Linked DNA regions of Homo sapiens: region 2 is linked to region 1. Evidence: read pairs that join two places in POLR2A ChIA-PET (ENCODE). Cell type or tissue: MCF 10A. All regions are shown on one strand. Each heading gives the region's core, and the rest is flanking DNA. Links, peaks and the distances in the headings are about the cores only.

What was found. Peaks named below come from ENCODE experiments on the same cell type or tissue, not always from the same donor. Only the 100,000 strongest peaks of a DNase experiment are listed, where the experiment ranks them.
Region 2: POLR2A ChIA-PET joins it to region 1 with 5 read pairs; 1 of 35 experiments calls an interaction of 5 or more read pairs at or near these places.

What each region holds. Positions count from the first base shown.
Region 1 is chr11:34,497,515-34,505,426 of GRCh38, reverse strand. All of the region lies in intron 2 of ELF5 (E74 like ETS transcription factor 5), which reads left to right. Among named protein-coding and RNA genes, the nearest start is that of ELF5, 12 kb to the left of the region's middle. In MCF 10A, for the core only: no CTCF peak of the experiment used is centred there; a DNase peak (open chromatin) is centred at 3,756.
Region 2 is chr11:34,342,559-34,347,558 of GRCh38, reverse strand. The region is part of intron 1 of ABTB2 (ankyrin repeat and BTB domain containing 2); the gene reads left to right. Among named protein-coding and RNA genes, the nearest start is that of ABTB2, 13 kb to the left of the region's middle. In MCF 10A, for the core only: no CTCF peak of the experiment used is centred there; DNase peaks (open chromatin) are centred at 2,138, 2,678 and 4,148.

The sequences.
Region 1 (7,912 bases), core at 1,350-6,349:
TAGTTCTGTGGCCTCGAGGCCGTGCACGGCTCAGCTAACCTCTCTGAGCCTCGTTTTGCTGCCAAGTAAAATGTACGTCTCTTGGAGTTATTATGATATTTAAACAATGTAGTAGAAAGAAAGCCCTTAGCCCAGGACCTGGTATGCTGTGTTTGCTTGGTCATGGTGGTTTTAGCCAACATTTACTGAACACGAGCTGTGTACCAAACCTTGTGCCAAGCACCATCTCATCCTTGCCAAAGCCCTATGAGATGAACAATTATTATCCCCATTTTATACATGAAGAAACTGAGATACAGAGAGGCTAAGTGACTTGCCCTGGGCCTCACAGTTAAGCTCCATGCAAGTTGACCCATCTTATAATTGATATCACACTGTGGTTATTGATATTAATATATCATTATTCTCTGAGCTTCTATTTCTTTTTCCCTAAACCAGGGGTGATGAGAGCTACTATAAGGACTAAGGGAGCCAAAGGGTGTAAATATGTAGCCTGGCACAAAACAAGTGTTCAGTAAATATGAGCCCCTCACTGTTCCCCAGGCCTCCTTCCCCACCCTCCCTCCTCTTTCTCAGCCTGGATTTCTCCACCTGAGAAGGCAGCATGGGACCTTGAGAAAATCCCATGCCGGAGGGAGGCCAGCCGAGCTTTGCCCCCAGAAACCCTCTGAGGGCCTCTGTCACTGAGGTGCTTGGGTGACCACATATCACAGCACACCTGGCTGACTGCTGGCACAACAGGAGCACACGCTGCTCAGCGGTCATGCAAGTGCCAATCAAGCTGTCAGTCCTCACTGAGTGTTAACCCCATGTAGGAGTCCAGACTCAGTGTCCGGAGGCAGGCAGTGTGCAAGAGAGGCCATGCCTCCAGGGACTGCAAAAAGTCCACTACCAGAAGCCCCTGCCTCTGGGGCCAGGGACCAGGCCACACTCACAGACTTGAGGCACTTACCTACATAATGCAATCCCACACCTGCCCCCACCCCACATGGACACACATACACACACGCGTGCACACACACACACGCACATGTGAAATCTCTCACCCTCATCTGTAAGGTCTAGATCATTGCATTTGGACTTGAATCAAACAGATACATCTTACAATTCTCCTTTAGGCCTAAGAAGCACCTTGTTTCCCAGAAAGACATGAGAAATGTACTGTGTCTCCTTCCCTTGAACTTTGGTTAACAGGTTAAATCTGAAGGAGGAAAATGAAAACTTTCAAGTCGCCGTGCCCTCCCTATGTTTCCCACAGTGGTGGGGCCCAGCTCCAGGCTCTCTCTCTACCTATGCATAAGGCCAGGCCTCACTTAACCCAGACCTGCCATCATGAGAGCCCCCTCTTTCTGCCTATTCTGCTGGGAAGTAGTTGGGGTGGCAGTGGGAGGGGCGGGCTACAACCAGCTGCCCCAGGCAATGGCCTGGGCAGTGAAGCAGCGGCTCTGTGTCATGAAGACCTGGTGTGTCCCAAATGGGAAGTCTGGCTCTGACACTAGCTGTGTCATCTTAACCTCTCATGTCCCAGTTAGTTTCTCATCTGTAAAATGGGAATGACCACAATGCTACCTTGTAGAGTTGTTATGCTAATGAAATGAGTTATCATATGGGAAGTGTTTAGGACACAGTCCGGTACCTGGTAAGCACACATAACTGTTTAAAAAATTGAAGGATTAGCTGGACGTGATGGCTTACACCTGTAATCCTAGCACTTTGGAAGGCCGAGGCAGGATTATCACTTGAGCCTAGGAATTGGAGACCAGCCTGGGCAACATAGTGAGACCTTGTATCTACAAAAAATTGTTTAAAAATTGGCCTGGTATGGTGGCACATGCCTGTAGTCCTAGCTACTTGGGAGGCTGAGGCAGGAGGATCCCTTGAGCCCGGAAGGCCGAGGCTGCAGTGAGCTGCAGTCACGCCACTGCACTCCAGCCTGAGCGACAGTGAGATAAAAAAAAAAGGTTGGGGAGCAGGCATGGTGGCTCCTGCCTGTAATCCCAGCACTTTGGGAGGCCAAGGCAGGCAGATCACCTGAGGTCAGGAGTTTAAGACCAGCCTGGGCAACATGGAGAAACCCCGTCTCTACGAAAAAATACAAAAATTAGCTGGGCATGGTGGCACGCACCTGTAGTCCCAGCTACTCGGGAGGCTGAGACAGGAGGATCCCTTGAGCTCAGAAGGTTGAAGCTGCAGTGAGCTGTGAGTATGCCACTGCACTCCAGCCTGAGCAACAGGGGGAGACTCTGGGTCAAAAAAAAAGGATTAGTTTCAGTTTGGGATAATGAACAAATTCTGGAAGTGAATAGCACTGATGACTGTGCAACAATGTGAATGTACTTAATGCCACTGAACTGTACCCTTAAGAAAAGTTAAAATGATTAAGTGTTATATTATGTATGTTTTACCACAATTTTAAAGAATGAGGTTAACAGAAGTGATCACCAGTGGCATTGCCAGAGTTCCTTAAATCCAACCAAGTCTTAGACATTCAGACACAGCTCTCTGGCCAGAGGCTTCCGCATTTCCATCAACGTCATGAAAGGTTAGACCAGGCCATTGCTAGGATCCCTTCCAGAAGCTTCTGTGATTCCTGCATCAGGCAATATCGAAGACACAGCCTTCTCCTCCCACCACCCACTGAGAAAACAGAAATTCCCATCAAGTCATGCGGCCAGTGAAAATAAAATAGCCTTCGAGACTGGCCCAGGTTCCTAAGGCTCCCTGAGGGATGGAGCCAGGCTTTCAAGTAGCCACCGGCCCTCGGGATTTCAGGGGAAGCTCAGTATCACTGACCTCCAAAAGGTCGAAGTTGGGTGTGAAATGTTCACCTGGAGTAAACACCTCTCTTGGAGCTGCCTGGGCACCGGGTGAGCCTTGTAGCCCCTGCTCTCCTCCACAGGTGGGAGGATTAGCAGGAGGGGCCTTCTGTCTTTTATCAACAAGGACGTTGCCACCCAGAGAGGTGCAGCCATTTGGAGTTTCTACAAAAGCCCCCTCTGGCAGGGGTGGGTCAGGAGACAGCCAGCTTTGCCTCTGGGCACTGCTCAGCCAACTTTCCCTGCTCCATGGCCAGCAGGCTCTGAGATACCTCTCCTGAGGTCCTTACCCACCTCCCAGGAAATACTATCTGGAATTCTGGGCCCTCCTAAAGATTGTTGCAGTGGCAGCTTCCTGTTCACCCAGGTTCATGGGCAGGCACTGCCACTTACCAGCCATGTGACCTGCAGCCAGTTTTTTGAGATATGCTTTCCTCTGCCTCCTGGAGTTGGGGAGATTGAATGATATTTTGTGTACGAAGTGTTTAGTCACGTGCCTGGCACTTGGGAAGTGCTCACCCTAGCCAAGAACTCCTCACCACTCCCTGTTGGGTGGAAAAACAGCCTTCCCTCTCCTCTCTTCATTGTCCATATTGAACAAAAATAACAACAAAACTCCATCTCAAGCTTCTCAGTTCAGAATTTTTAACAGCTTAGATATTTGAGACCTGAGGGAAGGGAAGGAAAAGGAGAAAAAAAAATGATGTGCCTTCTAGACAAATGATGTCTAGGAGAGGGAAGGGTGGAATACTCAGCCTATTTAGGAAAACCAGCTGTTCTCAAAAACCCTTCAAATGGCTTGAGCAGAGTGCCGCTGAATCTGTGCCCTGGTGTGGTAACCACAAAGGATTCTGACCTGCTCTTTGAAGCAGGACTTCTGCTTGGCTGCACTGCAGGCAGGAGGTTGGACAGTCCAGATTGCAAAATACTCTAGAATTTCATGAACTTACCCTGCCTTGCCTGTGGCTTTTTCAAAGTAAAGAACGATGACTACTGGAAAATGTATCCAAGTGGGCGGGAGAGTTGGTTGGGGGGGAGGCTGCATGTAGTTCACATGCATATGATATTTTTAAAAGATGGTTTCTCCAGTCGAGTTCCAGTAGCCAACCCTCCAGTAGTCATTGAGTACCCTGGCCTTGCCACTACTTTCTTTCTGGAATTCTTTCCTTAACCTCCACAGACCAACACCCCTCCCCTGACAGCCAATGTGCCACGCACACATGCAGCGCCTCCTTTGCTTTGGAATCTTGCTTATACTTTGTCAGCTGCAGAGGTTTCTAAACTGAGGTTCCTGAGAGGCTTTAGGGGTTTCCCAGAGGTTCCTTAGGGACCACCAGAGAAGGGAGTGGAAGTGACAGTTGAGAAGATGGGGCTTCAGTCCTTCTCTGTCCACCTCCATCCCTAAGCATGCTTCTCCACTTTAATTCTGAAGACGGTAGAGCACAGTGAGGCTGGGCTGCAGGAGCCAGAATACACCCAGATAACCCACTCCTAGCTCTGCCACTTACGGGTTACGTGAGCTTGAAAAGGGTCACACCCGTGAGCCTTACTTTCTCCCTTTGTAAAATGGGTAACATGACAGAGGACTTCATAGCATTGTGTTAGGGACAACATGAGAAAGCACAAATAATTTAGCATGATAACGGGCACATACTAAGTGCTCAATAAATATGTTAGCTATAATATTATTGCACAATGTGAGATTTTATTTGAAGAAAGCACTTTTTGTAAGAAAAAAAAAAGTGCAAAACCCACTGGTCAGAGAAAGAGGCATCTGCATCCCCACATGGGCTTTCCTAAGCAAGATTCATGTTTTATGTACAGAAGCTTGAGAGCAGATACAAAGGAAAGAATCTAAGAACTTCTAAGTCAAAACCAGATCAACAAATACAAAATCATCTGAAAGTCTGAGGTGAGCCCTGTGGCAGCGCCCACACCTCAGGAGGACTCACTGTTGGCCACCTCTAGCCCAGTGGACATGCACCTGAGCCTTCTGGGTGGCCATGGCCCCAGGACTGCTCAGGGCTTGGCTCTCTTGGCCCCTTCCTAACTCCACGCTCCCAAGGCCATGGCTACTTTGCAGCCAGCCCTTCTCCTGTTTTCTCTATACAGTTTCCTATGCTGCACTGGACTTAACTTTTCCATCTCATGGTCTCTTTCCATAGGCTATGCTGGAAAGCCAGGAAGGGGTATGGGATGGAGCTGGACTGGCTCTGGGAGGAAACTTGAAAGCCATTTATCATTTCAGGTTTTCCCTCATAAAGTCCTTCCTTTCAGTGACAAAGCTGCAATTGATGGTGCCCCTGCTATCCAGTTCATTCACCACCTCTCTTCAGTGCTGCCCCGGGCAAAACACTTTCCCAACTCCCTATGCTAGTAAATCATGCTAATTATGGTCCAAGTTTGTCTAACTCGGGCCTCCTCTGACCCAGACTGTCTGTCTTGTCCCAGCCAAGCCCTGAGCTTGCTTTACTGTAGTTTTTCCTCAGCTAGATTGAGGAAGGCCCCGTTTCCCTGAGAACAAATGTATTCCCAAAATAATAACCAATAACAGGTGACTTATACTGAAAACTTACTGTCATTCAGATACTAGGCTAAGTTCTTTACCTGCATCATTTCCTCTTCACAACAAACCTCCTAAGATATAGGTACTATTGTTATTTTTATTTTACCAGTGAAGGAAACTGAGGTCCAGAGAGGTTAGGACAGTTTGTTAGAGTTGCACAGCTAATCCATTGAAGAGCCAAGATTTCAAATCAGGAAGGTCCATCTCCACAGCCCAGGCTCAGTTGCCACACCCAACCCTGTGACTTCCATTGGAAGGTCCCTTCCACTCCAACAGGCTCATTGGCTGGGAACAAGAATTGGATTCTTGTACAGAATTCCTGTAGCTGGCAGGTTCATCTAGCTTCACAAACTTTCTTACCACTGCTCCCCAATCAGCAGAGGAAAAAGATCAAGTTCTGCTCCAGAGGGACATAACTGAAAGCTCTAAGCTCAAACTTCTTTTAGAACCTGCAAATTTTGCATTCTGCTGCATATCTATTTTGTTGTAATATAAAAATCAGGCCAGGCACAGTGGCTCATGCCTGAAATCCCAACAATTTGGGAGGCTGAAGCAGGAGGATTGCCTGAGCCCAGGAGTTCAAGACCAACCAGCCTGAGCAAAATGGTGAGACCCTGTTCCTACAAAATTAAAAAATTAGCCATGCATGGTGTTGCACAACTGCGGTCCCAGCTACTCAAGAGGCTGAGGCAGGAGGATTGCTTGAGCCCAGGAGGGTGAGCCTGCGGTGAGCCATGTTCGAGCAACTGCACTCCAGCCCGGATGACAGAGTGAGACCCTGTCTCAAAAAAACCAAAAATCAAAATTTTCCCTCAAAATTTTTGCTTTGAGTGAGGCTCCAAGAAAATGAACAGTGTGGGTTCCAGGATCTTTATATAGGAAGGGCTTAGGGACAACAATCCATTTGGAAGAGATGGCCAAAGGACATGTCTGGAAATGATTTTTTTTTTTTGGAAATGGAGTTTCCGTCCTATCACCCAGGCTGGAGTGCAATGGCGCCACCTCGGCTCACTGCAACCTCCACCTCCCGGGTTCAAGCAATTCTCCTGCCTCAGCCTCTCAAGTAGCTGGGATTACAGGCGTGCACCACCACGCCCGCTAATTTTTGTATTATTAGTAGAGACAGGGTTTCACCTTGTTGGCCAGGCTGGTCTTGAACTCCTGACCTCAGGTGATACACCTGCCTCAGCCTCCCAAAGTTCTGGGATTACAGGTGTGAGCCACTGCACCCGACCTGGAAATGATTTTTTAAGAACACTGCATAAGATTGAGAAGACATCAGTTATCTATAACAAAGAAGGAAGTGGGGGATTAATGGACTCACCCTCTGATCTTTCTCTTGAAGATGCATAATGAATATTATGTGACTTTCAATTACCTGCTCTGTGCACCCTGGGGATACAGCACCACCACCATCACCCTCTCCTCTGCTCAGTTTCAGAAGCTTGAGTCTTGTGTGTGTCCTGATGATTAAGAATTTTACAAAGTCACACAGACTCGCCTGTGTCCCCAGCTTTTAAACCAAAGATGGCAGCATTAAGGGACCTAACTCAGGCTGGCAATGCAAAGACAAATTAGCTAGGTTTGGTTTCTAAGCTTGGTTTCTAATATAACTCCTATTTTTTTATGAAGAAAATAAACCGAAGGTCTAGAAAGGGACAAAGCAGCTGGCTTACACATTAAAAAAAAAAATTAGAAGTGTTTGAAGGAATGTAATTAAAGTGGTGACACGGGAAGCCCAGGAGGTAACCCTAATATTGACAAGTATAAGTGGATGATATTTAATGAGCACTTGCCATATGCCTGGCCCTGTTCTAAGTACTTTCCATGTATTAATTTACATAATCCTTTTAATAGCCCAGATAAGTAGGTCCTATTATTTTTATTTTGCAGACGAGTCCAAGGAGGCAGGACCACTAAGTGTGAGAGACCATGTGCCCTTTCAACTTTGAAGGGGAATTCAAAATATAGGAATCCTGGTTTCAAGTTTGAGAACAGTGATTTTCAAGGAGCTTCCTGGAGCTAATACCTTCACCTCCACTCCCAGTAAAACAGGGTTGCTTTTTTCCAGATAAGTTTTAACTTGAAGAAAATATTATTCAACCATAAAAGAATCCTTCAAAGTCTTAGCATGCCCACTCCAAACAATAATCTTGAAGGAGACAAGTGGCCAAAAGCCTGTCAGATTGTTCATCACAAAGTGATGGCCAGGAGTGATCCAGCCCATGAAGACATTTTGACTGGGCTTCCCGTGGTGTTTTGTAAAAACCAAGCCAGTTGCCACACTTGAAAATAGAAATCAGGAGATTTCAGTTAGCAATCTGGTCCTGGCAACACAAGGCCCACCTTTCCACAAGGCAAGGGGTCGGGTAGCCATTGTGCACTTTGGCATGAACTTTCCAATCCCCACTGTCTCCACATGGGGCCACTTCAGGCATAGACATTATCTGCTGACCCTGCGGGCATCTGGTGCACCCACCCAGCTCTGAAAGCTAAAGTCCTCCTTCTGAATTTAAATGCATCTCAGATT
Region 2 (5,000 bases), core at 1-5,000, 160 kb after region 1:
TCTTGTCACTTGACAAAGATAAACTTCATGAACATATTGCAAAAATACATACACAGTCATTTGTAGTTAGTGACTTGAGGCCCACAGTTTCCTTTCTTTCTTTATTTTTATTATTATTTTTTTGACACAAAGTCTCACTCTGTCACCCAGGTTGGAGTGCAGTGCTGCGATCTCAGCTCACTGCAGCCTCCTCCTTCCAGGTTCAAGCAATTCTTCTGCCTCAGCCTCTCAGTTAGCTGAGATTATAGGCAGGCACCACCACACCTGGCTAATTTTCATATTTTTAGTAGAGACAGGGTTTCACCATGTTGGCCAGGCTGGTCTCGAACTCCTGACCTCAAGCGATCTGCCCGCCGTGGCCTCCCAAAGTGCTGGGATTACAGGCATGAGCCACCATGCCCGGCCCATGGTTTGCTTTCTAAAAGTAAGCTGAGGAGAGTCAGGCCCATGATGGAAAAATTAAACAAGAAAACTAAACTTGGAAGCCTGGACATACAAGGTTAGAGTTGAGGAGACATTAAACTGGACCTCAAAGAGGTTGAAATGGGCCTCTCAGTGCACGAAAACCCTCCCTACAGTTGAGGCCAAGCTTTTATTGAAACCTTTACAACTTTTTTTAGTCTGTACATTTTAAAATATGAAAATTAGTATTTGCTGTGAGGAGAGCTATTAATAAACACAAGCCTGAGGCTCACACACCAAGTGGGTGTACGTGCACAAGCATCCGGAACAATCCAGTACAGAGCTATGAGGATTTGGATCCAGAAAATTCTGGGGTGGAGCTTGCCCCGTCTGTGACCTGGCATGAATCATTCCATCTCTTGGATCTCTGTTTCCTTATCTGTGGTGTGGAGAGGTCAGACTAGATTCCCCAAGGGCTTTTCTGTCTCTGATAGTGTTTCTAGACCCCACATGGACACTGTGCAGTCATTTTCCTAAGGTCGAGCGCTGTAATTAGTATCCTTGGGAAAGAAACACCCAGGATGGTGCTGGACGAGCTCTTTGAAGACCTGGCTTGGTAATAGGGCTGGACACTGTCTTTTTAATATTAAGATTAATTGTGATTACTGTACTCAGGGTTTTCCTGTGCCCCTTTCCCCAGAAAGATGAGTGCTACATGCTTTTGGCCGACCTCATGCTTCAGTGCTTGACAGCTGCATCCAGGTCCTGGCAGGCCGGCACTGTGGTGAGATCCAGCTCCGAGGTGACTTCATATAGCATGTGCTTGAAGCCCGCCTACCCAGACTTGGATATTTATAGCAGGGGAGCAGCTAGAAAAAAAAAATTAAATATGCTACACCCTTCTTTATACGATGTGGGACAGAGACAGGCATTGTGAGGAATTTCAAAGGCAGAGCTGTATAATCCAGCAGGATATTTTTAAATGCTGTTTGTTGCCATTGGCAGGGCCGGTGTTTCAAAGAGGAGGGAAAATGAGAGTAACTGAGGATGACAGGCTGCCAGGAATGCTGAAGGCCGAGACATGGAGCTCCATGCTCCGAGGTATACAGGCTCTGAACCCTGATGTACTTCACAGTCACATAGCTTGAATAGGGCTTGGGCAGGTCAGTATGAGAGGCTGGGGAAATGGGGTGGCTTGCCTGTTTCTCTTCCCCAACCGGCCCATCTACCCGTCAAATCCCAAGTTGAAAATTGATGAAATCTTCTGGAGAGGCAGAACATATGGCAAAAAAAGAGTTGCTTTTGTGAAAGCCAGGGACCTGGTTGTTTCTTCTTCAGCCCATCTCAGCAGCCGGGTAATTAAAGTTGTACATGGGGACACAATTTGGAAGCAAGTTGCTTGCAGCTGTTCTTCTGGACTTAATCCACTTGAGTACCAGCTGGGCAGGCCAGGACTATGCTGGGACCCAATTCAGTAGCAGGTGAGAAGGCCTCAGGGGTAGGGCTGCCTCTGAGAAGGCATCGCAATGTCCCCCACCTGTCCAGTGGGTGCTTGTAAAGTATTCTAAGTAGTGTTTTCTACCACACTGGTCTTTGAGGAGACAAATGATGATGGCGGGGGTGGGGAGTCTGAGGACTGTGTAGGGGAGAGGCCAGGAGTTCTGTTTGGGTTACATCCGTTTGTTCACCCAACAAATATTTATTGAGGACTGTGTGCTGGGCACTGTTCCAGGAGCTGGTGATGCAACAAATGAATAAAAGGGGCCTGAAGGAGGGCAGGGTGCAGGCCCTGTGGATAATGAGGCAGAGTGAGGGGAATCACCTGAGGCCAGCCTGGCTGGAGAAGACAGCTCTAGGCAGAGGGAATAGCAAGCATTCCTGGTGGGTTCAAGGAGCCACCAAGGAGAAGCTCCTTCCGTGCGGCTGGGGCGAGTGTAGCAGGAGATGTGGTTGGAGAGGAAATGGTGGGGTGGTTAGTGGGGTAGGCCATTGGGTAATAATTCATTGGCTTTTAGTTCTGAGTAAGCTGAAAAGCATTGGAGGGACTCAAGCACAGAGTGACTTGATCTGATTTGTATTTCCACAAGGTCACTCTCTCTATTGTGTTGGAAATTGACTTTAGTATCAAGTGTGGACGCAGCGGGACCAGCCACTGGCACTTGCCAACAGCTTGGATGTGTGAGGTATGAGAGAGGAATCAAGGATGACACCAAGTTGCTATGGTCTGAGCCCTGGAAGGAGGGAGTGGCCATTGACTGAAGTGGGGAAAGCTGTGTATGGAAGAAGCAGGACTGCACCAAAGATCCTAGTGCGGTTTTAGTTGTCTGTCTCAAATCACATACAGATATCAAATAGGTTGGGCCGGGCACAGTGACTCACACCTGTAATCCTAGCACCTTAGGAGGCTGAGGCAGGTGGATGGCTTGAGTCCAGGAGTTCGAGATCAGACCGGGCAACACGGTGAAACCCCGTTTCTACAAAAAAATACAAAAACTAGCCAGGTATAATGGTGCACATCTGTGGCCCCAGCTACTTGGGAGGCTGAGGTGAGAGGATTGCTTGAGCCCAGGAGGCAGAGGTTGCAGTAAGCCGGTATCACACCACTGCATGCACTCCAGCCTGGGCAACAGAGTGAGACCCTGTCTCCGAAAAACAAATAGGAAGTTGGCTGGGAGACAGGCCACCTTGAACTTCATTAGTCATATGATGGATTGAAATATTGCCCTTCTTTGCCCTTCCAGAGGGTGGGCTCAGTATAGCAGGGCTGCATAGAGACTCAGACAATAGAGATTTAATTTTCAGTCTTACGATCTTTGGCTGATGGCCATAAAAGCCCCTGAATTTTGCTTTCCAGCTTCTTTGTAGGCAGCCAGCAGCCTTTAATAAAGATCATCAACTCTGTTGTTTCCTGTCATTAAAATGGGGGCTGTTTAATTAGTCCAATTGTTCTGTGGATCATTGTGACTTTGCGTCTGTGTCCTTCAATTCTGGGAAAGCAAGACTCCATTTTTCAGGCAGCTTTGGATTCCTGGAGGTCAAGTGTGGGTCTGAAATTTGGCCGGAAAAAGAACGCTCTTAGGTGGCTTGAGAAGGCATGGGGCCTGGAGTGGTGTCCGAATGGTTTGGGAGTATCCAACCGCCTGTTGGATGCTTTGACCTCGGCTGCTCAGGAGGGGCAGGGTGCAAAGCCTGGCTAAGAGATGGGGTCTGAAGGAGTTGTCACTGTCTGATTGCCAGCTAGATAGCTGAGGTCTCTGCCCTCAGTTTTCCTCTTCTGTTAAATGGGGTTGCCATAGTTCCTAGCTGATAGGGTTGTTGTTTCAGTGGTTTTCAATCCTAGATTCACGTTAGTATTATCTGGATAGCTTAAAAATAAAAGTGTCAGCCAGGCATGGTGGCTCAAGCCTGTAATCCCAACGCTTTGGGAGGCCAAGGCAGGCAGATCACCTGAGGCCAGGAGTTCGAGACCAGCCTGGCCAACTTGGTGAAACCCTGTCTCTACTAAAAATACAGAAATGAGGCGGTGTGGTGGCAGGCGCCTGTAATCCCAGCTACTCGGGAGACTGAGACAGGAGAACTACCTGACCCTGGGAGGCAGAGGTTGCAGTGAGCGCAGATCACACCACCACACTCCAGCCTGAGCAACAGAGCGAGACTCTGTCTCAAAAGAAAAAAAGTGTGTGTATGTGTGTGTGTGTCTGTCTGTCTGTCTTAAGGCCCTACCTCCAGATATTCTGAAATAAATGGTCTGGCATGGGGCCCAGACCATGTGGGTAGCATTCCTGGGAGAGCCTGGTATGTAGTGAGGATGCAGACATTAACTATTATTAGTGGTAAAAGCATCCTTGTTCTGGAGTATGTCTTTTCGCCCCACCTAGGATGGTGACTTTCCTTCATTTCACAGCCACAGCAGCTTTGGCTAACTCATCTAGAGGGATCACCAAAGAACACTCAAGAGAAGCTTGAACTGTTAGGTTTACATGGAAAGGGCATGGCTAGATCTAAAATGGGAGCAACATATTAGCCCAGAGTGCTGGCGCACACCTGTAATCCCAGCTACTCGGGAGGCTGAGGCAGCAGGATTGCTTGAACTCAGGATGCGGAGGTTGCAGTGAGCCAAGATCGCACCACTGCCCTCCAGCCTGGGTGACAGAGTGAGACTCCATCTCAAAAAATGAATGAATGAATGAACGAATAAATAAATAAATAAATAAATAAATAAATAAATAAATAAATGAAATGGGAGTGACACCATAAGATGTTATTTGCCCCACTGGTAAATGAAGTGAATACTGTGATTCCCATCTTTAAGATGAAGAAACAAAGTCACAGAGAGGTTTGGTAGCTTGCTCACGGTCATGCAGGTAATAAGTGGTGGTCCAGGCAGTCTTACCCCTGATTCTCTACTCTTCAACCATGTGTGTTCCCTCCCCAGCCAGAGAAGCCAAGAGACTGAATTCTCAACTCTGATACCCAGCACAGACCTACCGTGGGTCAAACTTTTACGAAGCACCAGACCCCGGCCCATGTGCTTCACATGTATTATATCATGTGATTCTTACCATCATATATACTCTTACTCCCATTTTGCTGCTGAA